4 separate regions of the Homo sapiens genome follow, and all the other regions are linked to region 1. A link is a loop called in an ENCODE intact Hi-C map of the cell type or tissue named here. Cell type or tissue: IMR-90. All regions are shown on one strand. Links, peaks and the distances in the headings refer to the core of each region. The heading gives the core; the rest is flanking DNA. Region 1 overlaps MIPEP (mitochondrial intermediate peptidase). Region 2 overlaps MIPEP (mitochondrial intermediate peptidase). Region 3 overlaps TNFRSF19 (TNF receptor superfamily member 19). Region 4 overlaps MIPEP (mitochondrial intermediate peptidase).

Region 1 (8,319 bases), core at 1,982-5,981:
GACTATAGTGAGCCCAGACTGTGCCACTGTACTCCAGCCTGGGCAAGAAAGTGAGACTCCATCTCAAAAAAAAAAAAAAAAAGAGTTAATGGGAGGCTAAAGAAAAAAGTACAAAATTTCAAGGTGTTTCTATCTATTCATATGTGTAAGAAAAAAAAGTTCTGAGACATGTCTGACGTTTTCAGAGTTTTAAAGAGATATCTAGACTGCTTTGTTCATAAAAATAGGTGCAGTGTAGAAGTATAATTCCCTGAAATAAATTTTTTAAGATCAATGTTTTTCTTGATAACAATTTTATTGTTATATACAACTGTAGAATAATCTATTCAGGATAAATATGAAAAAAATAGCAAAATAAGAAAAATAAATATTAACTTCTGATAGAATTTTTAAAGTATTTTTATTAAAATACTTCTGCCATAGTTGTCATAATTTACAAACCCATAAAGGCAGTGCAGTAGAATTATCACCGTTTCCCACAAGAGGAAATGTTTTGCAAGTATTTCTGAATGTAGCACTTTTTATCACTGACTTATGTGTACAGAGCTTTCATATGTATTTTAGTTCACCACAAACACTATGTTTGTATTTTCCAGATAATCTTTTATACAGTTTTAAGTTTCCTGCCCTCTCTTCAATTTAAGTTATCTCCTTTTGAGTGAAATAAAAGACTAAGGAAATAAATAATGGTGGTTAACCTAAACCCAAACCATGAGGTTTCTTGCCACTGTCAATACTTAACAAGTCCTGTGTATACGAATTCTGAAAACACTGGCTCATGTGCCATATGAAACAACAATAGGAATTTTTGGGGAACAAAGACATTATTTAGTCAACAATGAAATCTCATTTTAGGATTATATTCCAGGTACCATACCAAACTGTTTTCAAATGAATCCCTATGTATGCTTGTATACGTTTTATTTCTTAATAACCGTGTTTTAACATTCACCCATCTTATTCTTCCAGTCATTTTACATGTGAAGAATCTGCCTCAATTAATTTTTTTTTTTTTTTGAGATGGAGTCTTGCTCTGTTGCCCAGGCTGGAGTGCAGAAGTCCCATCTCGGCTCACTGCAACCTCTGCCTCCCAGGGTTCAATCGATTCTCCTGTCTCAGCTTCCTGAGTAGCTGGGATTACAGGCACCCGCCACCGCGCCCAATTAATTTTTGTATTTTTAGTAGAGATGGGGTTTCACCATGTTGGCCAGGCTGTTCTTGAACTCCTGACCTCAAGTGATCTGCCTGCCTCAGCCTCCCAAAGTGCTGAGATTACAGGCATGAGACACCACATCTGGCCTGCCTCAATTAGTGTCCCCAGAGAATTGTCATATTAAGATTCAGTTTGAAACCCCCCACTAAGTGCCTCACCGCAGTTACCTCCTCATTCACTAGCCACATGAATGCCCGCCTTAGCCTCAGTCAGCCTCTCTGTCTTCCTTCTGCTCTGCTGAGGACTCACTCCATCACTGTGCATGACAGTTTCATTTCCCTCAGGGCGCCTTCCACAGCCACAGATGCATCTGACAAATGCCCCGAGCTCCTAAATCCCATGGCATTGTTTTGTCTGTACTACTCCATCGACACCGAAAACGTGCCAACCTCTATTATTATTTATCTTTTTATATGCATATATCCAGCTCCTCAACTAAGCTTTAAATCCTCAAGGACCCAGAGCACATCTTACGTGATGATGTGCACAACAGCCCCCTGCCAATACATCAGCACACCAAGCACTTAGTGCACAAGGGTGACCTGCCAGTCACGGAATCTGGAGCTGGGTGCTGCAGGTCCAGTGAGCTCCACGCTGCTACAGCCAGTGGTCATGCCCAGCCCTCCTCACATCTGACCTGGCCACAGCATGAGTCAGCTGATCTCTCCCCTCTCCTGTAGACAGACCTTCTGCGCGGCCTCCAGGACCACACCCTGTAATCACTTTCCACCTCCCTTAGTGGCCGTTACATCTGGCAGCGTTAACTAGCAGTTCCTCACATGCCTGGCCTCTTAAACTTGAAGGCCCCAGAGCGCAGTCCTTGGACTTGTTCTTTAAGTTCACTCTCTTAGTGGTATCAGAATCTCATTTTAGAGGTTCAGACTTACATATGAAGCTCAGAACTCCACACTCCATCTAACTGCCTACCCAACTTCACCACTTGAACCTCATTTGGTATCTCAAACTTAACTTGAAACAAACCAAGTTTCCGGTCCTCCCAATCTTAGTTAACAGTAGTAACTCACTCTCTTTCTAGTTGCTTAGGTCGAAAATGTTGGCTCCCTCTTCCAAATACTCTGTACCCAGAATCTGATCACATCTTACCACCTTCCCTGCTACCACCTGGTCAAGATGCCAACACTTCTCATCATGGTTACTGCAAAACAGCATCTAAACAGGCCCTCTTCTACCCTGGCCCTGCTGCAGTCTTCTCTCAGGAACAGCAGCACTGACTCACCATTAGCACTGGAGTCAGATCATCTCACTCCTCTGCCCCAACCCCCACAGTGACCTGCTGCACTTGCATCAAGTCTCTACTTAATGCCGCCCCTTGTCAGTCTGTTCCCACCTCTCGCCACTCTCCTTGCACACGCTGCGCTTCAGCCACTCTGCCCTCCTCAAACGTGGCAGGCATTTTTCTGCCTCAAGACCTTAGCACTTGATAGTGACTCTGCGTGAAACCTTTCTCCCCTCAAGAGCCACAGCCTCATGCTTGTGTCTGTCAAGAGCACGCTCACATTCCACATTCTAAGTGAGCCTTCCGACAATGCTCTCTAAAACTCCAACACCAGCCTACATGCCCACATACCTTATCCCCTTCCCTGTTCAGTTTTCTCCATGGCTTGTATTAACTAATAACATACCACATACTTTATCTACTTATTTCGTTCTTTACTGTTCTTCCCTTGCTCCCAAGAATGTAAACTGCATAAGGATAGGAATTTTCTTCTGCTTTGTACACTGACTTATTTCCCTGACCGAGAATAATATCTGACATACAGTGGGCAATCAGTAAATATTTGCTGAATTAATAAACAAAAGGGGGATGTAGATGATATAAAACATAGGGCATTAGGTCTCAAGCAGCCTGTGGAAAACCATAAATGTAGCATATGTGTTTAGGCTTCAGTTCTGCCACATTTTAGCAATATAACCTAACCTTAGATTCCTTATCTGTGACACGAATACAAATACCTACCTCACAAAGCTGCAGAGGAAGGAAATGAGATAACAACAGGATAAGCACTGAATGATATTCTAATATTATTATTTTATATAAATATAAAATAAAAATATGGTACTATTATAATCAAACTGTTGACAACAGCGACTACAGAAAAACATACTTTTCACCAAACTGATACTTACAAAAAAAGAAAAAACATACACTAAAAACACACATTTAATACATAACATACATATTATATCTGTTTAGGAGCTTCGATTATATGAAAAAAAATGTAAGTGTTTTAAGGGTTCGGGGACAAAGGAGTCCAAGGAAAGTGAAAAAGTTTAACCAGCTTCATGAAAGAGGTGGGTTTTGAGCTGAGCACTAAAAAAACGGGGTAAGATTTTAACAGGCAGACCAGGAAGAAAAGCTGCTCTCCATAGGAGAGTGACACGAGCAAGGGAACCCAGGCCGCAATGAGCGTGACACGCCTGTAGCTTAACCGAGAGCCCTGACAGGTCAAGGGAAACAGTTGTTTACGAAAGAGTAAGAAGTAAGATTGAGTGCATTTAGAGAACTTTGGAGAAGAGAGGAACATGCTAGGGTGAGAAGGGATAAGCACAGAAGGAATAAAGACAAGCGAGGATTCAGGTTGTGATCTGCCCCCAGTGTCCCCTCTGTCGGTGAGTGGAATGTCTAACCAGATGTACAACCAGAAACCCAGGGGGCCCACCACAATGCCTCCTCCTCCCTCTCACCCTCACTAAGTCTTGCAACTTCACTGCCAAGACCTTGAGTCTCACGCAGCTCCATCATCACGGCCACCCTACTCCTGACTCACCACCTAAATTACAACTGTAAGTTAATAAATGCTTCTGAAAAAACGTATTATGTACATTTATATTATTATTGTGTAACATTTTCTCTTAGACATTATGAATCATAAGGAACTCAACATAGCACAAGGCAAGTTTATGACAAACCCAACGACACACTTCCGTAACACCTCACCTAGCACAAACCTTCCTAAGCAGTACTCTTCTCTCTGAAAAGGAGGCTTATCTGACTGTGTGTTTTTTATATGACCTAACCTACATTTAACCTTGACCTCAGTAAACATACTGATCTTTCATTCTCTTACACTAATTCTAACCAATTTGTCAAATTCAGCACAGAAACTGTGTTAAAATGAAAACAATTTAGACTAACATCAAAATGAAAATTTAGGTTATGATTTTACTCTCAACATTCACATAAAATAAAATTCTTTGGTTGGACAGAATTATGCCAAATTATTAGCTCTATTTAAAAATGGTTCCTATAAAAATACATAGAAAATCTCAATAAATGGTTCTCTACATGTATTAAAAATAGAACACTAATTTACAGCTATTTAAAATCAAAAGCTCAGTTTCATAAAAATCCTATTTTGCCCTTAAATGTTGGATAAACAGGCTTACCTGGATTTTTAGCTATCGTTCCTTGGAGAGCCCTGTGAGAAAACGTGGAATACCCCACCAACTTTGCCAGAAGATCTCTGCTGCTGAGCAATTCTTCTAAACATTTCAATTGACCAGCATTGGGATAAAGAAAAATTTTATAAGCAGCTTCTCGCACCTACGTTTAAAAAGTAAATGGTGAAGGCTATAAATATCATCACACAGTCCTATGCAACAATAACACAGGCTCATGCTCACCACTTGATCTGCAGATGATCACTGCTTTCAAAATAAAGCAATGGTCTACACGAGGCCATAAAGCTTCCAGAGTCATAAAATAGCATGGGATGCAATAGCATACTTGACTGCAGCTCTAGGGTACTGTTCTGAGGTACGGTGGGGCAAACCTCTACCCAGTGCGTGGATCTCTATGCTATAAAGCGTCTTAACCAGGAGAAGTAAGGCTGCATGAATTTAAAAGTCTCTGTAGTCTAGAATGTCAGTTAATGGTGTTATTAATCATACTTTAAAAATAAGGAGTCTTGTATGAAATATAAGTAATTAAATCATTTTCATTCTTTAAAGTGTTTATGGCATTAATAATTCCACAAGTTAAATTTTTAGGGCTTAGTAATGCTAAAAAGTTTTTAAGGATACTATTATATTATCACTGAATTTTGGGTTAAAACAGTAGCAACACACAAATGGGACCTAAACAACAAAGAGAATGAAACATACATACCAAGTCATCTGGTGATTCTGCGTGGAGACCATCAATTATGATATGATCCCCAGCAGATGTAAAGTTACGACGAATGTGTTCTGGTAAGAGATGCTTCTCAATCTTGTTGGGAAAATTGGTTCCCATAAGAAATGTACTACTCAAATCCAAGATTTTAACATTGAGGTCCACTGCTCTTTTACGCTGTATGCAGGAGGAGTAAAAGTTATTTAAAGGCGTTTTGAATTAATATTTCACAATTTAATAAACAAAATATAAATATGTCAAATCAACATATATATTGTTGAATTATCACTTAATAAAATATTAGTTTAGTAAAATGAATATATTGTTACTATATTATAAATAATATATTAATTTTACTTTTAACAGATATTTAATATTCTAACAAAAAGATCATACTTATGGTTTTCTGATGTTTCTATGTTTTAAGATTTACATAACTTCTAGTTCTATTTTATGTCTAGGTTATATAACTAATTGTTGAAATTAACAACATTGAAAAACACATGCCAGGTGCAGTGACTCACGCCTGTAATCCCAGCACTTTGGGAGGCCAAGGAGGGCAGATCACTTGAGGTCAGGGGTTGGAGACCAGTCTGGCCAACATGGTGAAATCCCATCTCTACTAAAAATACAAAAATTAGCTGGGCGTGGTGGCACGTGCCTATAATCTCAGCTACTCAAGAGGCTGAGGCACGAGAATCGCTCGAACCCAGGAGGCGGAGGTTGCAATGAGCCGAGATCGCACCACTGTACTCCAGCCTGTGAGACAGAGGGAGACTCTGTCTCAAAAAAAAACAAAAAACAAAAAAACAGTTATTTGCAAAAGTGTAGTGAGCCTCCAGAAGGGGGAAGCACATTTTAAAAGTTCTGATTTTGGGTGTGGTAGCACACGCCTGCAGTCCCAGCCCTATGTGGGGCTGAGGCAGCAGGATCACTTGAGCCCAGGAGGTAAGGCTTCAGTGAGCTACGATCACACCACTGCAACCTGGGCAACAAAGCGAGACCCTGTCTCAGGGGGGAATAAAGTTCTGATTTTGCATGTGCTTGAGCTGCTACAGAATGATACAGTGAAGTCTAAGAAGCAGACTGGAACCCCAGGGCATGGTCCTTTCTTCTACTCTGTGTCCCTGCCATGTGGCACATGGTCCTTGCTCCTGCCAGGCCTTCAAATGGTCAGTGATGAGGACGTGGATGGTGCGGACACATCTGCTTAGGTTTAATCTTGCAGTCATATCTTTGTAATACACAATAACCTGAGAAAACGTGTATTAGCAAAGGGGTTGCCATAAATGCTCTAAGATTAAATATAAACTAGAAACCACATAATTAGGCTGACTGGAGGAGAAGGGCTGAATTTTCAGTTATTGGCTACTCAAAAACTAGACAGGCTCTGCAGATGAATTTTCAGTTATTGGTTACTCAAAAACTAGACAGGCTCTGCATATGAATTTTCAGTTACTGGTTACCAAAAAACTAGACAGGCTCCGCACTGGGCTCATGTTGGGCTTCAGGTGAAAGTGTACACAAATCTTTCTGGGAGAGGAGATAGCAATTAACAAGTTCTAAACTGTTCTATGCTCCTAAAAAATGATTAAGCCACAATACTAATATACTTTTTAAAGATAAACATAGATGATGTAGAGGCATGCTTGATAAGATGCTGAAAAAATTGAGTATATATCAATATCCCCAGAATTTCAATATAGAAAATTCAAATTTCATGGAAAAAAGTTTTAGGAGACTCCCATTTCCTTACAGTCCAGATTTCTCTTTGCTTATTTTGTTTGATATGGCCATTTATCACCACCTAATGGTAACAAGTGGAATAACAAAAAAGATGAACAAGATTTTGAAATCACATTACAGTTCCAAAATTGTCTTCAAAACTTTTACTTTGAAAAAAAAAATGTGATAAAATTAACTACTTTGAAGATTTTATCTACTGATAAAACCTCTGGAAAAATCAAAACTGAGTTCATGCCAACTTCAATGATCTGCCAGGCATATCACTTCATCATTCTGTGGTAACAATGAAATGTACAATAATCTGAACTCTTGAAAAATTCTATGAAATTTCTGTGTTATTAAATAATGTTAAAAATAAACATTTCTATTACATTTAAACTTATAAGTTATATTTGTATGAGACCTTAAAAATTAAGGCCGGGTGCAGTGGCTCACGCCTATAATCCCAGAACTTTGGGAGGCTGAGGCAGGTGGATCACCTGAGGTCGGGAGTTCGAGACCAGCCTGACCAACATGGAGAAACCCCGTCTCTACCAAAAATACAAAATTAGCTGGGCGTGGTGGCACATGCCTGTAATCCCAGCTACTCAGGAGGCTGAGGCAGAAGAATCGCTTGAACCCGGGAGGCGGAGGTTGCGGTGAGCCAAGATTGCCCAATTGCACTCCAGCCTGGGAAACAAGAGTGAAACTCTGTCTCAAAAAATAATAATAATAATAAATAAATAAGAAACCAACTGGAAAGAACATAGGCTTTGATGATTTATAGATTTTGTTGGTGGGTTTATTTCATGGTCTCTCTTTTGAAAAATGGAACATGTCTACTTTATATCCTGTCCTAGTGGAGCACCTCTGAGAACAAACATGGAAGTTACAAGGGAAAAACTGAGCAGGTTTACTTTAGTTGCATATTCAATATTGAGGGGTTCCCTGGGAGCTGCTCCCGGGGAAAGAGGAGCTACACTGTAATCATATGTTAGATAAAAGCGGCAATGTCTATGCTGGTGAAACTGAACATATACTATTTGTCAGCAAAATTTCAAAAGCACCCTTCATAAGGATACATTAAAACTATTCACATGGATTCTCTACTAGCAACCTTCCTTCTGAAGATATCAAACTTGATGATAGCTAGCATTATCATGATTTGTCATACATTCACTCAATACTTTTACTGAGTCCAAAACTAATATGCATTAAAAAACATGATCCACGTTCTTGATCCTTT
Region 2 (8,319 bases), core at 1,691-5,690, 90 kb before region 1:
GAGATTGTGTTAAATCTGTAGGTCAATTTGGGGTGTATTGCCATCTTTAACAATAGTAAGTCTTACAATCCATGAACATGAGACATCTTTCCATTTATTTAGGTCTTCTTTCTTTCAATAATGTTTTACAGTTTATACTTTACAAGTCTTGAATTTCTTTTGCTAAATTTATTCCTAAGTATTTTACTCTTCCAGATGCTATTGTAAATAGAACGGTCTTCTTAATTTAATTTTTAGGTTGTTTATTGCTAGAATACAGAAAAACAATTTTTGCATATTGATCTCATACCATGCAACCCTGCTGAACTGGTTTATCAGTTCTTTTTTTTTTTTTTTTTTTTTTTTTTTGAGATGGAGTTTTGCTCTTGTTGCCCAGGCTGAAGTGCAATGGGATGAGCTCGGCTCACTGCGGCCTCTGCCTCCCAGGTTCAAGCAATTCTCCTGCCTCAGCCTCCCTGGTAGCTGGGATTACAGGTGCACACCACCATGCCCGGCTAATTTTTTGTATTTTTAGTAGAGACAGGGGGGTTTTGCCATGTTGACCAGGCTGGTCTTGAACTCCTGGCCTCAAATGATCCACCTGCCTTGGTCTCCCAAAATGCTGGGATTACAAGCATGAGTCACTGCACCCAGCCTATCAGTTCTCTGTGTGTGTGTGTGTGTGTGTGTGTGTGTGTGTGTGTGTGTGTGTGTATTCCTTAGGATTTTCTATATACAAGATCATGCATGTCATCTGCAGAGAGATAATTTTATTTCTTCCTTGTAATATGAATGCTTTTAATTTTTTTCTTGACAAATTCCTATGGTGAAAACCACCAGTACAATATTGAATAGAAGGGGCAATGGCAGACATTGCTGTCTTATTCCCATCTCAGAGGAAAGCTTTCAGTCTTTCACCCTGAGTATAATGTCAGCTGTGGGCTTTTTCTAGGTGCTCTTTTTAGGCTGGGGATCAGCATTGACTCTTGATTCCTTATCCGCAGTTACTGCCAATCAATCCTGAAGTCCTGATAATTTTATCTCAATATATTCCTTGTAGTTTTTCCCTTCCATACTCATCCTCAATGCCCAGGTTTAGATCCTCATCACCTCTTGCCTAAACTGTAAGGCCTTTGGGGTACGTAGGGTCTATGTGCATATATGTTTTACTTACCAAAAAAAGTTACATTCATTAAACAAAACCAAAATGCTGTGGAAAATGAAGACAAGAACAGGCAGCAGCTACCAGAAATAAAAATATCCTTGCCAAAACAAAAACAAAAACCAAACCAAAAACAGTGGGAAGAGCAGGAGGATAAAATCAAGGCAATCTCCAAGAATAAAGCAAAAACACAGGAAGAAGAGATAAATCAAATGGAGGAACTTCTGTTTCATCAGCATAATGGGTCTGCTATTTCCAACAGTCCTGAATGAAACAACTAAACTCTGGATAAAATATTTAAAAGAATTTTTTTTGGTAAATGTGTTGCTGAGAGAAGAATAAAATGTTATCAAAATGATGTAGATCATTCCAGCAGATTAAAAAACAGATGTTTTTAAGTATATGGTCATATTCACTGTATTTTTCTATTTGTTTTCATCTATTTCTTGGATAGATTGTTTTCTCCCTGCCTTCAATCTCTGTACCCCCCATCTATCACCCATACTGAAACCTTAACTTTTTGCCTGCAGCTTATATCTGCTCATGTCACTTCTCTGCTTACAAACTTCAAACCTCTAAGGCCTCCCTATTCCCTCCCCAGTCATATATAAGCCTCTGAGCAGACATAAAGAACTCTTCAGGACTTGATCCCAGTCTGATTTTCAACCCCCAAACAACAGCCCCTCCCTTCTGTTCCAAGTTCCCTATCATCAAGCAACCAGGACTAATATATTCTCTAACCACTTTCTATCATACCTTACCTGTTCCTCACTCCCTCCTCCCTACTGTGGCTTAAGCTAGGGTAAAATCTGAAGCAGAAGCAACTAAGCCCAGATTAATGGTCATTTCTGACTCCACGAGGCAAAATTCAACACTTCTCTATTTATAATAGTGTTCTCACAGCACTGCATTGTATCATTTTTCACACTGTCTTGTACATGTATATATCATCCATCCTGAAAGATGTCATTCAAATGAATTAACACACATGAGGAGAAGTGGTGGTGGGATTAAATAAAAGTTGTGGTTTTAGTGTTCTAAATAATTTAGTTCTAAAACATCTCTATCGGAAAAAGGTTTTATGGTTGACTTGGGAAAGAAAGTAGAATAAGCAAAATCACTGGGCAGGATAAGTTAACATGGAGATTTTTCAAACTGTGCACCAGTATCTACTAATGGTTTGTAAAATCTGTACAGTAGCTTGTGACCTGCATTAAAAAAAAAAAAGAAGAAAATGGGACAGAAAATATATAGTGCACAGCACAGAGGGTAACTTTAGATTTGTGGTACTTTTGTTTCAGTTTCACTCCCACATATATGTACATATACACCTAAATGTACATACATGTATCTGTACAATAGATCATAATGTAAAATGCATTTCTTACTGCAGGTTTGCTCAAAATGCTTAAACGCCAGTGAGTAAACAGTTCAAGGACAGATTAAAAAATCAGTGCTACTAAAGTAAAAAGAGAAGTCAAGGATATAAAGGCAGGTGAAAATGCTTAAGATGGGTGATCTCGTGGCTTATTCTGACTTTACCCATGGGGCAAGTGGACCATAAACACAGCAATGGCTGCTGTGGCTCTCAACTCTGAGCACTTTAAAGTATTTGTGTTTCTCTAACATGGTAGCATCAGAATGCAGGGCAAGTCCCAGTGATGTGCAAGTCTCTACTGATCTTGCTTCTGTTGTTCCTGTCTTCATGATGCACTTAAAATCTGGTTATCATCTAAACAGAACAAAAGGAGTCATAGGTTGTAGGTTAAACTTATAAACTATGTTTTGCTAACCATTCTGAGATGCACCATCCTAGAAAATAAAAGACAGTGAATTTCTGAAGTAATCATAATGAACAAATAGAGGATGTGAAAGTAATTCAGATTACTGTGTTACAGTATTGTACCACAGTTAATTTCCTGGGTTTGACGGTACACATGGTTACACAGAATGTTATCACTGGGGAAGCTGGGTGAAAGGTACTTTGCAACTTACGAACATAAACTATTTTGAGATAAGAAGTTATTAAAAAATAAGATTAGAGTGTTTTGTGAATTCCAAGGATTAGTCCAATAGACTAGTTTGAGATTGACTCCACTGCAGTAATCATGTTTATTACTCACTACTGATGAGCTTAGAGCTGAATTACCTTATTTCAAATAAGCAAACTCCACTGCACCTAGTGTTACTCTACTTGCCTTCAGTACTGTGCTTCTCTAAACTAACTGTGGCAGCATATTATTCTCTAAAATATTTTAATGTATTTCTTTATTCATGTTCATTTAAATTCAATCAGGACAGAGTGTTCAACTTCTTAGAGGACATACTAAGTTTTAAGAGGGAAAATGGGTTAGAAAAAGTGGTTATGAAATAAATGTAAACTATCATTTGATTTATAGACATCTATTGCTTCCATTTAAAGGACTTAGCAGTATGAAAGGATTGTTTAGACGTACTTTGGCTTAAGTGGGAAAAAGTTATGGCTGCAATTGTATAAATCATTTCAAATACTGTTTGATTTTAGCTTTTGAGTGTCTGAGTTTTTCTAAATGTTCTGAGAAAGTCTGGTTCACTTTTCACTCTCCATAAATCAGCAAGTATTTCAAAGCTTCCCCAAGACACAAAAAAACATACACATGTGAAAAGAATGATTGCATCATCACTAAGTTAGGAATTTGAAGATAATGTATGTTAAAGAAAGCAAATAACTGCTTTCTTTTATAATTATTAAATATATACATTACAAATCATGATGTGTGCAAGACACCAAGATAAACTATTCTAGCACATTAATAATCACATATGGTCATGGAAGGCTGTTGGGGGCACGAATCACCATAACCATGCTCAAGCAACTAGCTGTGCATTATCATGGGGACCCCTGGTGGCCTGGCCAATGGCTAGCCTTGGGGAGCAGAGACTCCCTCAAAACTCACTAATGAAAGAATGCTGAACACACAGATTCCCATCAATTTTGGTCTATTTGTTTTTCTTGCTTTGACACATCCTATGTGCAACTGATTTTATTTATACATACCATTTTTATCATGTCAATTACCCGTTTTTTTCAATTCCCCTTTCAAGCTCTACATTATTTTATTATACTGACAATAATAATAATAATAATACATGACATCTGCTTAGTGTTTACTGGGTGCCAGGCACTGGGCTAAGTGCTTTGATCATACATTATTTCAGTCATAGTCCTGTGATTTAGATATCACCATCTTACTGATGAAGATCTCACGCCTAGCTCACCTGATTCTACAACACCACACTCTACAGTATGCCTGAATTATCCATCATATCTGATTAATCTCACTCTCCTCAGAGGAGCCACCTCTACTCATGTTGTAACTCCTCCACACAGAGCTTCAGCTTTGTACAACCTGTTTCCACACATAACTTTCTCAATCCTTTCTTGTTAATTTGAATATGCCCACTCTTTATCCTGGAATGTTCTCTTCTCTCAAGTACACACACTAGCACTCTTTCAAACCATAGGTCAAACCAGAAACATGCCAAATAAGGATGTTTGCCTTTTCTATTATTATTTAGCAACAGTTTGAAAGTTCAAGCCATTGAATCAGCTGAGGACAAACAGAAACGTACAGCTATTGGAAAGCAGCAGCAAAAATGTTATTTACAAATGTTGTGAGTGATGTGTATGTAGAAAACCCCGAAATTGTGGCAGGTATCAAAGATAGTATGTTTTCATTAGAATTTCCAGCCACAAAAATCAACAAATGAAAACAAGTAACTTCCTTATGTATCAGTGATAATCAGCTAGAAAAAGGTGGGAGGATAAACATCCCATTCACAACAACAAAAAACCATAAAACAAATACATTTAAAAAGGTGTATGGGGGGGGCAGTTCCAAGATGGACGAATAGGAACAGCTCCAGTCTACAGCTCCCAGCGTGAGTGACGCAGAAGACGGGTGATTTCCACATTTCCAACTGAGGTACTAGGATCATCTCACTGGGGCTCGTCGGACAGTAGGGGCAGGACAGTGGGTGCAGCCCACCGAGTGTGAGCCAAAGCAGGGTGAGGCATCGCCTCACCCAGGAAGCACAAGGGGTCAGGGGATTCTCTTTCCTAGCAAAGGTAAGGGGTGGCAGATGGCACCTGGAAAATCGGATCACTCCCACCCTAATACTGTACTTTTCCAACGGTCTTAGCAAACGGCACACGAGGAGATTATATCCCGCGCCTGGCTCAGAGGTTCCCACACTCACAGAGCCTCGTTCATTGCTAGCACAGCAGTCTGAGATTGATCTGCAAGGCAGCAGCGAGGCTGGGGGAGGGGCGCCCACCATTGCTGAAGCTTTGAGTAGGTAAACAAAGTGGCCAGGAAGCTGGAACTGGGTGGAGCCCACCTCAGCTCAAGGAGGCCTGCCTCAGTAGACTCCACCTCTGGGGGCAGGACATTGCCAAACAAAAGGCAGCAGAAACCTCTGCAGACTTAAATGTCCCTGTCTGACAGCTTTGAAGAGAGTAGTGGTTCTCCCAGCATGGAGTTTGAGATCTGAGAACGGACAGACTGCCTCCTCAAGTGGGTCCCTGACCCCCGAGTAGCCTAATTGGGAGGCACCCCCCAGTAGGGGCAGACTGACACCTCACACGGCCGGGTACCCCTCTGAGACGAAGCTTCCAGAGGAATGATCAAGCAGGAACATTTGCTGTTCAGCAATATTTGCTGTTCTGCAGCCTCCGCTGCTGATACCCAGGCAAACTGGGTCTGGAGTGGACCTCCAGCAAACTCCAACAGACCTGCAGCTGAGGGTCCTGACTGTTAGAAGGAAAACTAACAAACAGAAAGGACATCCACACCAAAACCCCATCTGTACGTCACCATCATCAAAGACCAAAGGTAGATAAAACCACAAAGATGAGGAAAAAACAGAGCAGAAAAGCTGAAAATTCTAAAAATCAGAGCGCCTCTCCCCCTCCAAAGGAACACAGCTCCTCACCAGCAACGGAATAAAGCTGGATGGAGAATGACTTTGATGAGTTGAGAGAAGAAGGCTTCAGATGATCAAACTTCTCCGAGCTAAAGGAAGATGTTCAAACCCATTGCAAAGAAGCTAAAAACCTTGAAAAAAGATTAGACGAATGGCTAACTAGAATAACCAGTGTAGAGAAGTCCTTAAATGACCTGATGGAGTTGAAAACTACGGCACAAGAACTACGTGACGAATGCACAAGCTTCAGTAGCCCATTCGATCAACTGGAAGAAAGGGTATCAGTGATTAAAGATCAAATGAATGAAATGAAGCGAGAAGAGAAGTTTAGAAAAAAAAGGGTAAAAAGAAATGAACAAAGCCTCCAAGAAATAAGGGACTATGCGAAAAGACCAAATCTACGTCTGATTGGTGTACCTGAAAGTGACGGGGAGAATGGAACCAAGTTGGAAAACACTCTGCAGGATATTATCCAGGAGAACTTCCCGAACTTAGCAAGGCAGGCCAACATTCAAATTCAGGAAATACAGAGAACACCACAAAGATACTCCTCGAGAAGAGCAACTCCAAGACACATAATTATCAGATTCACCAAAGTTGAAATGACGGAAAAAATGTTAAGGGCAGCCAGAGAGAAAGGTCGGGTTACCCACAAAAGGAAACCCATCAGACTAACAGCAAATCTCTTGGCAGAAACTCTACAAGCCAGAAGAGAGTGGGGGCCAATATTCAACATTCTTAAAGAAAAGAATTTTCAACCCAGAATTTCATATCCAGCCAAACTAAGCTTCATAAGTGAAGGAGAAATAAAATACTTTACAGACAAGCAAATGCTGGGAGATTTTGTCACCACCAGGCTTGCCCTACAAGAGCTCCCAAAGGAAGCACTAAACATGGAAAGGAACAACTGGTACCAGCCACTGCAAAAACATGCCAAATTGTAAAGACCATCGATGCTAGGAAGAAACTGCATCAACTAGCGAGCAAAATAACCAGCTAACATCATAATGACAGGATCAAATTCACACATAATAATATTAACCTTAAATGTAAATGGGCTAAATGCTCCAATTAAAAGACACAGACTGGCAAATTGGATAAAGAGTCAAGACCCATCAGTGTGCTGTATTCAGGAAATCCATCTCATGTGCAGAGACACACATAGACTCAAAATAAAGGGATGGAGGAAGATCTACCAAGCAAATGGAAAACAAAAAAAGGCAGGGGTTGCAATCCTAGTCTCTGATAAAATAGACTTTAAACCAACAAAGATCAAAAAAGACAAGGAAGGCCACTACATAATGGTAAAGGGATCAATTCAACAAGAAGAGCTAACTATTTTAAATATATATGCACCCAATACAGGAGCACCCAGATTCATAAAGCAAGTCCTTAGAGATCTACAAAGAGACTTAGACTCCCACACAATAATAATGGGAGACTTTAACACCCCACTGTCAACATTAGACAGATCAACAAGACAGAAAGTTAACAAGGATATCCAGGAATTGAACACAGCTCTGCACCAAGCAGACCTAATAGACACCTACAGAACTCTCCACCCCAAATCAACAGAATATACATTCTTCTCAGCACCACATCACACTTATTCCAAAATTGACCACATAGTTGGAAGTAAAGCACTCCTCAGCAAATGTAAAAGAACAGAAATTATAACAAACTGTCTCTCAGACCACAGTGCAATCAAACTAGAACTCAGGATTAAGAAACTCACTCAAAACTGCTCAACTACATGGAAACTGAACAACCTGCTCCTGAACGACCACCGGGTACATGACAAAATGAAGGCAGAAATAAAGATGTTCTTTGAAACCAGTGAGAACAAAGACACAACATACCAGAATCTCTGGGACACATTTAAAGCAGTGTGTAGAGGGAAATTTATACCACTAAATGCCCACAAGAGAAAGCAGGAAAGATCTAAAAATGACACCCTAACATCACAATTAAAAGAACTAGAGAAGCAAGAGCAAACACATTCAGAAGCTAGCAGAAGGCAAGAAATAACCAAGATCAGAGAAGAACTGAAGGAGACAGAGACACAAAAAAGTCTTCAAAAAATCAATGAATCCAGGAGCTGGTTTTTTGAAAAGATCAACAAAATTGATAGACCAGTAGCAAGACTAATAAAGAAGAAAAGAGAGAAGAATCAAATAGACGCAATAAAAAATGATAAAGGGGATATCTCCACC
Region 3 (8,319 bases), core at 2,417-6,416, 190 kb before region 1:
CTTTTTCAAAGACATGCAAGGTAGTTCTCATGATTTATATACACTTTCAACTCAAATCATTATGAAAAGAAAGTTACAATTATATCTAAACTGAACCTGATGAGAAAATATTACACTCAAGTTGCACAGTATAATAATTTATTAATGAAAGGTTTTTACTAACTTTTCAAGATGTGTAGCCCTATAATTGTTAGATTAATTTAGGTAAATCTAAGTATGACATTGAATTTAAAAAAGGAAGCGTTAAAATATAAACCATTTTGATTTTTCCCCTATAATAGTGAATAATATTTTGAGCCCATTTTACGAGATAATCATTTCCAGATGCTGGAAAAAAAAAAAACTTTAGTTGCACTTACTAATCTGTGAAATGTAGCAAATGAACCTTAAGCTACTTCAGGCCTTTGGGGGCCTGGTCCTCCTCTTTATTTCAAGGTCCAACCAAGTGTTTAACTCAAGTAGTTTTGCTTCTGTTTTTCTTTCCCAATCTAAATTCCAACCCACATTTCCCCCAACAGGCTAATTTTCCAACTAGAGGACACATTCACATCTCATAAAGAATTTGATTTTAGGCTGAGGCAGGAAGATGACTTGAGCCCAGGAGTTTGAGGCTTGAGGCTGCAGTGAGCTAGGATCACGCCGCTGCACTCCAGCCTGGGCAACAAAGCAAGACCCTGTCTCTTAAAAAATAAAATAAAATAATTTGATTTCAGCAGCTCACTATTATGAACCAAAGCACAGGGCTTCTTGTTAATTTTATCCATTCCACAGGTTTGTGTTCAATTAGCTTGGCTCCATGATGTGGGCTCGTTCATAGCTCAGGAAAACAACATGTGTCCATCTGGGAGGTGGAAAAGGAGCAGCTGTGGCCAAACAGCACTTCTGTCTTTACGTGGTGTAAGGCCATGATTTCAGCGCATGATGCATTTGTTTACACAACCTGCATTTCCACACACTAGTTTTCTTGTGGGTGATTTAAGATGACCCATAATCTGATGATAGTTATGGTTCCAGATAAAGCAAATAGGTGTGAGAGCCTTCTTTAGTTTGTATGACTCAATTTTAATCAAGTTTTTCCTATACACATCTCTCCAGAAGGGAACAAAACTGAGATATTTGGAACATTTTTTGCTGAGATATTTGAGAGAACAAAGCCAGCCTGTTTACCTACAGGAAAAGCATATCTTGAAGTTGTTTTTAATGCAACATTTAAAATGTCAACAGGAACAGACAGAAAGAAGGTTAGAAAACATATGAGAGGACCCTGGGTTCTAGTGTTTCAATCTATTGAAATGTCTACTTTTTCCTTATTGGCAAAATGAGGATAATTTGCCTCCCACAGAAGGGTTCATGTAGTTATTATAATCATGTCAGTTAATCAACATATTTGATAAAACTATCTCCTGTTATTGGAAGTGTTTCATAAGATTTTACTTCTAAATAATCTCCTTAGACCTAGGAATAATTTTTTTGCATACACTTAACCTGGTATGTCACCAATGCCAAATTAGTGGTAAGTTAGTGAAGGGTTAATACATGAAATTAATGTTCAGTGGTTTCACTTGTCCCCTTCCCGGCATTGACGTCAGTGCCCTTTGTGATGAGGACACGTCTAATGGCTACACTTTGCTGAGGATATTCTCCCGATAAGGACTGTGAGTATGCTAGGGAGATTGTTATAAGAGAAATCTTATTCCCAACTATTTCTGAACATTCTCTAATAGTTTAATGGAAGTACATTCAAAGACTAAGTTGGCAGATAAAGAATGGTACTATTCATTCATCTTTGTTCTTTGAAAGAAAGGAAATACAGAATCCTAAAATATTTACCTACAAATGCTTTAAAGGAACACAGTATAGAAGAAAGAAGCTTTAAATGTTTGAATAAGGTTGAAAGCCCACAAAAGAATTGTTGTTAATACATTATGATTGCTATGGGTTACGGTATCATCTTTTAAGTACTCTGCAGTTATTGGGTGACTACGAATTGTTATGAAAATATTTATTTTATCCTGAGATTACATGGGTAGCTGGATATTTGGATACTATTGAATGAGTTTCTTGTCCATATGCTATTATTATATCCATGTATACTACTAGTAAAAGTTATGCATAATAATTCTTTACCATTGAAATTTAGCAGATTTAACTTGTAAGACATTATTTCTAAAGCTTCCTTTCTGTTGCTGTTTTAGGAAGCTTAAAGAACCTGCTTCTTTCTGCAGTAGAAGCGTGTGCTGGAACCCAAAGAGTACTCCTTTGTTAGGCTTATGGACTGAGCAGTCTGGACCTTGCATGGCTTCTGGGGCAAAAATAAATCTGAACCAAACTGACGGCATTTGAAGCCTTTCAGCCAGTTGCTTCTGAGCCAGACCAGCTGTAAGCTGAAACCTCAATGAATAACAAGAAAAGACTCCAGGCCGACTCATGATACTCTGCATCTTTCCTACATGAGAAGCTTCTCTGCCACAAAAGTGACTTCAAAGACGGATGGGTTGAGCTGGCAGCCTATGAGATTGTGGACATATAACAAGAAACAGAAATGCCCTCATGCTTATTTTCATGGTGATTGTGGTTTTACAAGACTGAAGACCCAGAGTATACTTTTTCTTTCCAGAAATAATTTCATACCGCCTATGAAATATCAGATAAATTACCTTAGCTTTTATGTAGAATGGGTTCAAAAGTGAGTGTTTCTATTTGAGAAGGACACTTTTTCATCATCTAAACTGATTCGCATAGGTGGTTAGAATGGCCCTCATATTGCCTGCCTAAATCTTGGGTTTATTAGATGAAGTTTACTGAATCAGAGGAATCAGACAGAGGAGGATAGCTCTTTCCAGAATCCACACTTCTGACCTCAGCCTCGGTCTCATGAACACCCGCTGATCTCAGGAGAACACCTGGGCTAGGGAATGTGGTCGAGAAAGGGCAGCCCATTGCCCAGAATTAACACATATTGTAGAGACTTGTATGCAAAGGTTGGCATATTTATATGAAAATTAGTTGCTATAGAAACATTTGTTGCATCTGTCCCTCTGCCTGAGCTTAGAAGGTTATAGAAAAAGGGTATTTATAAACATAAATGACCTTTTACTTGCATTGTATCTTATACTAAAGGCTTTAGAAATTACAACATATCAGGTTCCCCTACTACTGAAGTAGCCTTCCGTGAGAACACACCACATGTTAGGACTAGAAGAAAATGCACAATTTGTAGGGGTTTGGATGAAGCAGCTGTAACTGCCCTAGTGTAGTTTGACCAGGACATTGTCGTGCTCCTTCCAATTGTGTAAGATTAGTTAGCACATCATCTCCTACTTTAGCCATCCGGTGTTGGATTTAAGAGGACGGTGCTTCTTTCTATTAAAGTGCTCCATCCCCTACCATCTACACATTAGCATTGTCTCTAGAGCTAAGACAGAAATTAACCCCGTTCAGTCACAAAGCAGGGAATGGTTCATTTACTCTTAATCTTTATGCCCTGGAGAAGACCTACTTGAACAGGGCATATTTTTTAGACTTCTGAACATCAGTATGTTCGAGGGTACTATGATATTTTGGTTTGGAATTGCCCTGCCCAAGTCACTGTCTTTTAACTTTTAAACTGAATATTAAAATGTATCTGTCTTTCCTAGTATGTTTTTATCTTCTCATGTATTATCCATGGTTTTCTCTGTTTGTGACAGATTAGTAAAATTTAATGAGCCCTCTTTCTTGTGGCCGTTTCTCCATAGTTTTAGGTTTTGATATGTGTTTACTAGCTTGCCTGTGTCTGGTACATCTCATGACCTCAATTCCCTCACCTGAAATAGGAAATGAGAATGTTTCATTGTAGCCCCAAGCGGTCATGTCAACCTAGTGCCTAGTCATAATTAATTGACTTTTCCTGTATTACTTCTTTTTTTAAGTATAAACCAATGATCCTTTGGTAGTCAAGAACTCTTAGGAACATTGCCTTTTGGACATGTAAAATATTTAGGATTTGACCACACAATGGCTATGAAAATGCAAGTAGTTTCCTCGCGTGACCTCACCATGATTCACATACGTGCCACTGTTTGAAATCTGGTCTGTTTGCATTTCTGTTATGACAGAGAGATGATGTTTGCATTTCTGTTATGACAGAGAGATGATGAAAGTAGGCAGGGCTGTGTTCCTTTGTGTAGCCTGTATATATTTTCCATATGTAGAGCCCTGATTAACTTCAAGGACAAACACTGGCTGGAGAAAGCCAGACTGATGGGAATGAGACTTTGGCCAAAAATCCCAAAACATCATTTTCAATCAGTAGAGAAGTGCTTAGGGTTGAAAATTGATTTCATTTGCTACTGAATTTGGTAAATCCTGGGTAACTTTTATCAAGATGAAGACATTTTACCCTACCTACTCTAGAAATATACAACAATGTTATATTTTACACTCCTTGGAAACATTTGAGGAAAAAAATGCAATTTGCACTTCACTTTGTTGGAATATCCCATAGCACTCAATAAACTCAGCTGCTAGAGTGCCGATGTCAGGAGGGCTGTGTCGGGTAATGCGTGTGGCTGAATGGGCATAACCACTGTGGCTTCTTGTGCTGCAGAAGCTCGTTGACAAGACTGAGGAGGATTTCAAGAGCAACCAAGTAAAGTCATGAATTTTCTAATTTTGTGTATATGGAATATATTTTTAAATAGAGATTTTTCTACTTTAGATAATGTGTTAATATTGCTATTACCTAGGTTAAGCACTATTGTCTGTGCTAGTAAGAAAAAGAAAGGAAAACCATCATTGCTTTATAGTAGCTTATATCAATTTAGATTTCATCATTACTATTTTGCATACTGGAATTTATAAATGTGTAAATTATCATTTTCTTAGTTTTGTAATACCTTTTTTATTTGTGAATAAAATTATCACCTGGTATTCTTATTTATGTGTTCAGTGAGAGAATGACTGATTTTGTGGATGCAGACATGTTTTTTTCTTTTCAGAAGTCTGTGTGAGGGTTTTGCAGAGTTCTGCTCTCTCGGCACAGGCAGCGGCTCCTGCCTGTGGTCCCAGATACTAGGAGGCTGAGGCAGAAGGATCATGAGCCTAGGAGTTTGAGGCGTGCCTAGGAGTTTGAGGCCAGCCTGGACAACATAATGAGGCTGTGTCACTAAAAAATGTGCTCCAGAGAGGGATGGAACCCTCTCTGCCTCCTCAGGCTTTTGGAGGGCTATTTGTAATCCTCACTGGTGACCTGTGAGGGATAGCCTGGGAACAGAACCAGGCGCATTGGGCTAGTGGAAGGTGCTCTGCGGCCCCTGAGAAGCTTTGGCATCAAGGTCTTATCATGATCTCTTCATTTTTTCCCTTTTATGGCACAAAGAGGGAAGGAACTAAAGAGAAAGTTTTGTATCCTTGATGGAGCTCAGCCAGGTGTCCTCCTGCAGAGGAGGACTAAAGAGAGGAAGGTGGAGGCTTCCACAGATCAGCAATCCTTTTCTTCCCTCTACTCAGTAAAGCTTTTAAGGCTATTATTAGATTTTGAGAGAGGACTTTAAACTTTCTGGAAAAAAAAAACTTTAAAAAATGTTACAGTTACATCCTGCTTTCTCAGCAGGTGAGTTTCTGCTGTTGACACTGGATTCTCTGAGGGAAGGACATTGACTTCTTCCCCCTCTGACACCCCCACTCACACCCCAACCCCCCCAGAGCATGTGGACTTTCCTGGTGTCCATGGAGACTGGTTTAGCTTATAGGTACCATAAATCCATCAACTCTCTGACAAAAATAACTCAAAGCTAATAAGGTTCTCCCAGGAGGTCTGGACTATTTTATAGTAATGTGTCTGGAATTGGTGGGTTCTTGGTCTCACTGACTTCAAGAATGAAGCCACGGATCCTCGCGGTGAGTGTTACAGTTCTTAAGGATGGCGTGTCCAGAGTTTGTTCCTTCTGATGTTCGGACGTGTTCGGAGTTTCTTCCTTCTAGTGGGTTCATGGTCTCTCTGGCTTCAGGAGTGAAGCTGCTGACCTTCACGGTGTTACAGCTCTTAAGGCGGCACTCTGGAGTTGTTCGTTCCTCCTGTCTGGAGTTGTTCATTCCTCCCGGTGGGTTCGTGGTCTCACTGGCCTCAGGAGTGAAGCTGCAGACCTTCCCAGTGAGTGTTACACTCATAAAGGCAGTGCGAGCCCAAAGAGAGAGTAGCAGCAAGATTTATTGCAAAGAGCTAAAGAACAAAACTTCCACAGCATGGAAGGGGACCCGAGCAGGTTGCCACTGCTGGCTTGGGCAGCCTGCTTTTATTCCCTTATCTGGCCCCACCCACACCCTGCTGATTGGTCCATTTTACAGAGAGCTGATTGGTCCGTTTTGACTGGGTGCTGATTGTTGTCTTATTTGCAGTCCCCTAGCTAGACATAAAGATTCTCCAAGTCCCCACCAGATTAGCTAGACACAGGGTGCTGATTGGTGCATTTACAAACCTTGAATAGACACAGGGTGCTGATTGGTGTGTTTACAAACCATGAGCTAGACACAGAGTGCTGATTGGTGTATTTACAATCCCTTAGCTAGACATAAAGATTCTCCAAGTCCCCACCAGACTCAGGAGCCCAGCTGGCTTCACCTAATGGATCTCGCACGGGGGCTGCAGGCGCCAGTCCCACGCCATGCACCCGCACTCCTCAGCCCTTGGGCGGTGGATGGGACTGGGCGCCATGGAGCAGGGGGCGGGGCTCCTAGGGGAGGCTCCCGCAGCACAGGAGTCCACTTGTGGGGAGGCTTAGGTATGGTGGGCTGCAGGTCCTGAGCCCTGCCCCACGGGGAGGCAGCTGAGGCCCTGCGAGAATTCGAGCACAGCGCCGGCTGGGGTACCTGGCACACCCTCTGCAGCTGCTGGCCCTGGTGCAAAGCCCCTCACTGCTCAGGCCGGCGGGCCGGCTCCGAGTGTGTGGCCCACAAAGCCCACGCCCACCCAGAACGCGTACTGGCCCACAAGTGCTGGGCACAACCCCTGTTCCCGCCCACACCTCTCCCTCCACACCTCCCTGCAAGCAGAGGGAGCCGGCTCCGACCTCTGCCAGCCCAGAGAGGGGCTCCCATAGTACAGCAGCAGGCTGAAGGGCTCCTCAAGGGTGGCCAGACTTGGCGCAGAGGTTGAGGAGGCGCTGAGAGCGAGCAAGGGCTGCCAGCACACTGTCACCCCTCAGTAATAACAATGACATATTTTCATTATTACCACTATTATTAAGGTCTCTGCAACTGGGTACTTATTCTGAATGTGTCCCATTTTAAACTAAGAAGGTATTGTCTGATTTCTTTTTTTAAAATTTAATTTAATTAATTAATTTTTTTGAGACAGTCTTGCTCTGTCACCCAGACTGGAGTGCACCTCCCAGGTTCACACAATTCTCCTGCCTCAGCTTCCTGCATAGCTGGGATTACAGGCACATGCCACCACACCCGGCTAATTTTTGTGGGGTTTTTTTTTTTTTTTTTTTGTATAAACGGGGTTTCACCATGTTGGCCAGGCTAGTCTCAAACTCCTGACCTCAAATGATCCGCCCACTTCGGATTGCTGGAATCCCAAATTGCTGGAATTACATTTTTTAAAAACAAATTTGGCACCGACTAAGGTCTGTAAATAGAGCTTAAGTTTATCATTCAGTCTTGAAAGTGAACAGTGGTCTGAGAGGTTTCAAAATTGTCTATAATGTCAAACAAGTTTCAGTAAGTCCTGGTATGCAATTATAGGGATATAATTATGCTGAGTCAAGGCAGCAGTTCACACTAGCATTAGTTATGTCACACTTCAACCAACGGAGGGTTGAAAGGTTTCTACTCCAGAGAGTCAGCTGGCCAAGGGTAGGTCATGTCATGAATGGCCAGTGGCGTTTGAATTAGTGTGATCTATGGCTGCTTGAAATTCACCTCTCCAGAAGACTTGAATTTTTAAAAGTTATCAGCAAAACCACTTTCTCTAGAACCATGGGTGGTCTTCTGAAGCAGGTTTCATTTTTTGTTCTATAAAGAGAGAGGATTCTTTTTTCCATAATTTCTAATGGCATTAGCTATTCCTACTTAAGACTGAAATAGCTGTGTTCTGGTAGCTTTGTTTGGGGTGGAATTTAACTAGCAGAACTATGTAGAGGGATTTTCCTTACCTGGGTTGATTATTTACAGTAAATAGAAGATCTGCAGACCATTCTGCCAGCAATCTTTTAATAGCAGGTTAGGGAGGCAGGCTGCGCCACCGCAAGGCATGCTACCCCTCCACAGATCAGAGATGAATCATTTCCCTTGAAGTTCTAAACACAGGTCCAATTCCTCTCAGAAGACTCACTC
Region 4 (6,160 bases), core at 1-4,000, 73 kb before region 1:
GGAACAGATTACTAAAACATGCAACAAGACAGTGGATCTCACAGACATGTTGTATAAAAGTCATTAGACACAAAAGAGGATTTCTGTATGATGCCACCTACATGAAGGTCAAAACAGGCAAAACTAGTGGTTAACTTTAAAGGGGGTCGCAAGAGCCTTCTGGATAACTGCAGATGTATATATTTTGATCTGGGTGGTGGTTCCACAGGCAAACATATTTCCAGAAGTTCATGGAGCTATAAATTAAGATTTGTGTACTTTATGTACATTATATCTCAATAAAAATGTAAAAACATTTCTCAGTAAATATTTATTGGGTACATACTACTAACTGTTCAGGGCCCTGGGAAAACAATAAACAAATCAGAAATGAGCCATGCTGTTCTTTGAGGTTCACTCCAGTTGGGAAGATAGAAATGAATCAAATGGCATCAATACATTATAAACTGAGATGACCCATCTTAAGGGAAGGACCCCAGCCCTGGGAGACTGTAACAGAGGCTGGCCAGGTCTGGAGAAATGATGGTTCAAGCAGAAGGCAAAGGGAGCAGAAAGAGAGCACTCCAGGCAGCAGAAACAAGTGCCAAGACTCCAGTGCCAAAGGAAGCAGGCTGTGTCCTGCTGGAGGAAGCTTGGGTGACCAGACCACGCAGGAACTTGCAAGTGGGCAAAGGACTCTGGCCTTTAGCTTAAGATCAATGGAAGCCATTGAGGGTTTTAAGGGAAGGGACGTCACACTCAAATCTGTATTTAGAAAAGACCTCACTAATGTTGTGTGGATTTGAGAGTTGTATAGCAGATACTTCCTAGGACGCTCATTAGGGGAAGACTGTGAGTCCAGTCTAGAGCTGCTCTATCCATGAGAAAAGGCAAGAAGAATATTAAGAGGAGGAAGTGACTGAGAACTGCAGATTTTATGTCTTTAAATTTATGTTGAACCGAGGTAATTCATCTTCAAATCAGTGTGATATAGTACCCCAGGCTGCCTCCAGAGAAAGGGACCTGAGGAGGAGGGAGACTGTATTGTAAAGCTTTTGACACCCTGTGATTTTTTAATCATGCATATGTATTACTTACTCAACATAAAATTAAAATTAAAAATTAACAACACTCAACTGGAGCCTTCCTCATATTGCTAACGCTGCCTTAACTCCCTGTTGGTGATAAGGCATAAAGGTAAAGAGGCATCACAATGGTCCCTGTGTCCGGCTCTCATTCCTTGTGAGTAAAAACGGGACTTACCTCAGAAAATTACCAGAGAAAACGCTTCCTGAAATAGAAACAGCCTAAATCTAAAAGACACATGTGCATCATTTAAGATACAAAAGTTTACCTGGTAAAGAAATAACTTCTACTAATAGCCTGGATTTTTAGTTCCTTATATCTAGCTTGTCAAATTGCAGGCCGAGAAGAAAAAAAGGGCAGCATTATTCATGAAAACCAAGACAAAAATGAAAGTTGGTGATTTGGCTCAAAGGACCATATTAAAAAAACAACCGGGTAGTCATAATTTCCTCATGTTTTAAATCACTGAAATCTAGAGTTGCAGCTGTCCCACAAACTGAAACCATATAAATTTTTAGAAAATGAGTCAATCATGAGATTAAAGTTTCAATTTATAACACTTCTGTGTTTTAGTTACAAAGTCATAAATAAACCTAGCATGACACAGAAAGTAAATATTTTTTCAGTTGTTTATGCAGGCAAAGAGGAAAGAAATTTAACATGCAATTAACCACTTAGGTGTTTCTAGATATGCACCATATGGTCTTTCTTCGTATTTAAGATAAAAACAAAAATAAATATTGTTTTCTTTAACCTGATGTTTGCTTAGCAACATCAAATATTCCAAGCTAGCTCAGCCCAGGCACTAACTTCACCTCATGGAAGAGACTTTCCATTTGCAGGAGAGCTGGGGCATAAGAATAGGAGGAAACTTCTTCCCCAGGGCGAAGAAAAAAAAAAAGAATAGGAGGAATAAGCATTTTTACCAAATAGTTTAAATTGAATACTCTGGAGAGAGAGCAGTAAATATTTAACCCGCCTGGGGCTCCAGTCCTATTGTTTAATAGACAATATATTTGTTTATACATTTAAAAACAGACCCTTATGCCATTCTTTCAACCAACATCTGAACAAGTGTGGGATAAAAATAGCCAAGGTCCAAAGCAACCCTAAGATTTCTGTATAAGGACTCCCCATATGATCACGGTTACTTACCTGTCTTAGTTTAAAAATAACTAATGGGAACAATCTGATTGACATTTTAATCTAGATGACAGAAATCACTTAATGGATAATTATTTTCTTATCTTCATGTCTTATCAACTATTCTAAAATTAACGCTTTTAAGGTAAAATCATTATATACTTGATGCTACATGAGGTCAATACGTGGTGCTACACTTTTATATTAACAACTGAAATAAAGTTGTAAAGTCACCCATGAACAGCTTTAAGATATACAGTTAAAATTAAAAACACAAAAACATTTGAGAAGCTGAGGTAGGAGGACCACTTGAGGCCAGGAGTTTAAGACTAGCCTGTGAAACATAGTGAAACCTCATCTCTACCAAAAAAAAAAAAAAAGCTGGGAGTGGGGTGTGGTGATGAGCGCCTGTAGTCCTAGCTACCTGGGAAACCGAGACAGGAGGGTCAGTTGAGCCTTGAGGTTAAGGCTGCAATGAGCCATAATCATGCCAATGCACTCCAGCCTAAGTGATGGAGCAAGACCCTGTCATACATATACACACACAATTGTTAATATGCTTGAGTGTTTAAATGTCACCTATCTTCATATATTATATATATATGTGTGTGTGTATATGTATATACATGTATGCTCTATATATCGAACAAAGAAGCTCTTAAAAATTGACTATCGGCAGGATGCAGTGAGTCACGCCTGTAATTCCAGCACTTTGGGAGGCCGAGGTGGGCGGATAACTTGAGGCCAGGAGTTCAAGACCAGCCTGGCCAATATGGCGAAACCACATCTCTACCAAAAATACAAAAATTATCAGGGCGGTGGTGCATGCCTGTAATCCCAGCTACTGGGGAGGCTGAGGCATGAGAATTGCTTGAACCGGGGAGGCAGAGGTTGCAGTAAGCTGGCATCGTTCCACTGCACTACAGCTTTGGCAACAGAGCGAGACTCCATCTCAAAAAAAAACCAAACAAACAAAAATTGACTATCAAGGGAATGAGAGAACAGGAAAGAAAAGAAACTCTAGTAGTAATAATATATTAAAGCATTAACACCAAAATTGTGCATAACAATGCCATTTTCTCATGGTAGGTTTTAAATTTTTCTTCTTTTTGGGACTACTAAAAAAAAAAAACAAAAAAACTCCACGTAGTAAATGTAACAGTACTCTCAAAATCTCTCTGCACTCTTCCATTATATTGATTTCATCTCCCTATTCTCATCTTTCCACATGGTTAAGAGGCATGTTTGAAAGTTAATCCGGATGAGCACACTATGTAAACAACAGGGTTCACCACTAGCTGCACTCCATCTCCAAGCTGGTACAGTGGTTACTTTCCTTTGCATACATAATCATGGTAACAGCAGTGTCAGCTTAAGAATCTTCTCTAGAAATCAAGCAATCTTAACATGGGAAGCCCTCAAATTACACATAAGTTATATGCTAAAAGTTCATTCACTATTCTGTTACTTGGGAACTCACAACACACATCCAAAACAAATGTTCTATAAGTGATGTTTCAAGCCACTATACAGCCAATGTAACCCTAAAATAATAGAAAGGAGCAGAGCATTATATTGTTGTGATTATAGCAGTAGAAACTGAAAAGAAAATGTTAAAAATTTTGGGTTTTGCTGGTACTTGAGAAAAGGCTGTTCCAATGAGAACATCATGCCAACCACACTGGCTGACCCAGTCTGTGCCCTTTGACGGACACACCTCTGGGTAATCTCCTCAATTTCCCCTCATCCTACACAGCAAACTCTCCCTGTTCCCTGCTGCCCCTTCCCACAGTTAGTACCTTCACTAGACTAATGACTCCCAAATCTACAGAGCTCCCACCTTGCTCTGTCTCCTGGGCTGTGGACCCACTGGCCCAACACTGTTCATCTCCACTTGGATATTCTACAGTCACATCAAATGAAATTCATCACCCATGCACTCCTCACTGCATGAAGCAGCTACCACCCCTCCTGTACTCTGTTTCTGAACGTCATCCCCACCCCCACAGATGGCTCATTTTATTAAAACAGTGGGTGTCATTCCCACTCCTTCTCTTTTATCACCACCTCCCAAACTAGCAAGCACCAAACACCCAGGTCTGTCTGCTGGCTGCCGTGAACCTCTAAAGCACTCCTCTATTCTGCCTGGTCATCTTGTTTCTTTAGCCTCCAGGAAAGCTTGCTGATGCACAACAAATAGGTGTAGGTTGCCACATCATCAAGAGTGAGGAAGAATGCAAGAGCCCTACAAAAACACAAAAGGTACCTTTTTCTCATTAATGTTTCAGGGAAGGAGCCTCCCTCTGGAAATTAAAAACGAGGATCCCAATATAGCCTCGGTATTAGTTGTATACGCATCAGAATGTCTCAATCTTTTCATCTTTTATGCTCAGTCTCTCTGCTCACAACTCAAAGCAATTTGATAGGCTTGAGAACTATTTTGCTTAATAACGAGATGTCTGACAGGACAGCCAGATATAATGATGAATTGGTTAGCAAATACACATCTAAAAGGCTATTTCGAATACAGGCTCCATGAGAGCAAGGATTCTGGTCTACTTTATTTACTGTTACATCCATTGCTTAGACCATGTGGTAGCACGTAGTAGGCACTTAATAAAAAGATAACACATACATATACATTATATCAATTATTAAAAATTTGTAGTTATCACAATATAAATACAAAAAGCAAATTATTGTACAACTATTTTAATTGGGATTTGAAATAGTTTTCTTTATGCTAAAAAACAAAAGTGTGTTTGCTCTTTGGAGTGTCTGACTAAATTCAGCACAATTTTTGGCAGTTTTTTTCTAAAAACAGTTTGTTACACATAGAAAATTATACTTAATATGAAATATATATCACTTCTACATAATTAGACTTAATAGAAATTAGTCTGAATAGAAACCAGTCTCCAGTAGCAGCAACCTTTCTCAACTAATACACCTTGAGTATACTGCAGCAAATCAGGTATATCTGATTATGTCCCCAATAAGTCTGCAGCACACACCTACTCAAAAAGATGGACAGGTAACCAATGTTTATAGATTATATAAATCCCCCGATATAGTCTAGATATGTGTCTTGGCCCAAATCTCATGTCAAATTGTAATCCACAACATTGGAGATAGGGCCTGGTAGGAGGGGATTGGATCATTGGGGTGGATTCTCATGGTTTAACACTATCCCCGTTGGTGCTGTTGACACAATAGTGATTTCTTGTAAGATCGGGTTGTTTAAAAGTATGTGGCACCTACCCTCTCTCTCTCTTGCTCCTGCTGCCATCATGTAAGACACCACTCTCCCCCTTTGCCTTCTGCCATGAGTGTAAACTTCCTGAGGCCTTCCCAGAAGCTGAGCAGATGCCAGTGTTATGCTTCCTGTACAGCCTGCAAAAACCACGAGCCAATTAAACCTCTTTTCCGTATAAATTACCCAGTCTCAGGTATTTATTTGTAGCAACGTGAGAATGGATTAATACATATAATACATCCCTCATCCCCTCTCTAGGGTAAATTAGAATAATTTTTTTGGTTTTTTTTTTTTTTTTTTTTTTTGACAGAGTCTTGCTCTGTCGCCCAAGCTGGGGTGCAGTGGTGTGATTTCGGCTCACTGCAACTGCCACCTCCCAGGTTCAAACGATTCTCCTGCCTCAGCCTCCCCAGTAGCTGAGACTACAGGCATGTACCACCACGCGCAGCTGATTTTTTTTTTTTGTATTTTAGTAGAGACAGGGTTTCACCATGTTGCCCAGGCTGGTTTCGAACTCCTAAGCTCAGGCAATCCGCCCACCTCGGCCTCCCAAAGTGCTAGGATTACAGGCATGAGCCACCACACCCAGGCAAATTAGAGTAATTTTTTTGTTTTTGTTTTTGTTTTGGGACGGAGTCTCACTCTGTCGCCCAGGCTGGAGTGCAGTGGTGCGATGTGGGCTCACTGCAAGCTCCG

What was found. Hi-C counts contacts between places; a loop is a spot of excess contacts. Peaks named below come from ENCODE experiments on the same cell type or tissue, not always from the same donor. Only the 100,000 strongest peaks of a DNase experiment are listed, where the experiment ranks them.
Region 2: it touches region 1 in a loop (5-fold over the local background); 4 of 110 quality-filtered maps call a loop at or near these places.
Region 3: it touches region 1 in a loop (4-fold over the local background); 7 of 110 quality-filtered maps call a loop at or near these places.
Region 4: it touches region 1 in a loop (2.3-fold over the local background); 4 of 110 quality-filtered maps call a loop at or near these places.

Annotation. Positions count from the first base shown.
Region 1 is chr13:23,864,671-23,872,989 of GRCh38, forward strand. MIPEP (mitochondrial intermediate peptidase) reads right to left here. Exons shown (of 19, transcript NM_005932.4): 6 at 5,343-5,525; 7 at 4,622-4,778. Among named protein-coding and RNA genes, the nearest start is that of PCOTH, 20 kb to the right of the region's middle. RefSeq lists an enhancer at 1,451-1,590. In IMR-90, for the core only: no CTCF peak of the experiment used is centred there; DNase peaks (open chromatin) are centred at 2,471 and 4,001; H3K27ac peaks cover 2,619 bases.
Region 2 is chr13:23,774,464-23,782,782 of GRCh38, forward strand. All of the region lies in intron 16 of MIPEP (mitochondrial intermediate peptidase), which reads right to left. Among named protein-coding and RNA genes, the nearest start is that of PCOTH, 110 kb to the right of the region's middle. RefSeq lists enhancers at 2,341-2,390, 3,171-3,220. In IMR-90, for the core only: a CTCF peak has its summit at 4,021 (motif pointing left); DNase peaks (open chromatin) are centred at 3,728 and 4,618; H3K27ac peaks cover 2,738 bases.
Region 3 is chr13:23,671,177-23,679,495 of GRCh38, forward strand. It overlaps TNFRSF19 (TNF receptor superfamily member 19), which reads left to right. Exons shown (of 10, transcript NM_148957.4): 10 at 2,196-4,917. The coding sequence ends at 2,204. Among named protein-coding and RNA genes, the nearest start is that of TNFRSF19, 100 kb to the left of the region's middle. In IMR-90, for the core only: no CTCF peak of the experiment used is centred there; DNase peaks (open chromatin) are centred at 3,205 and 4,075; H3K27ac peaks cover 3,804 bases.
Region 4 is chr13:23,793,255-23,799,414 of GRCh38, forward strand. The region is part of intron 16 of MIPEP (mitochondrial intermediate peptidase); the gene reads right to left. Among named protein-coding and RNA genes, the nearest start is that of PCOTH, 93 kb to the right of the region's middle. In IMR-90, for the core only: no CTCF peak of the experiment used is centred there; a DNase peak (open chromatin) is centred at 1,617; H3K27ac peaks cover 3,721 bases.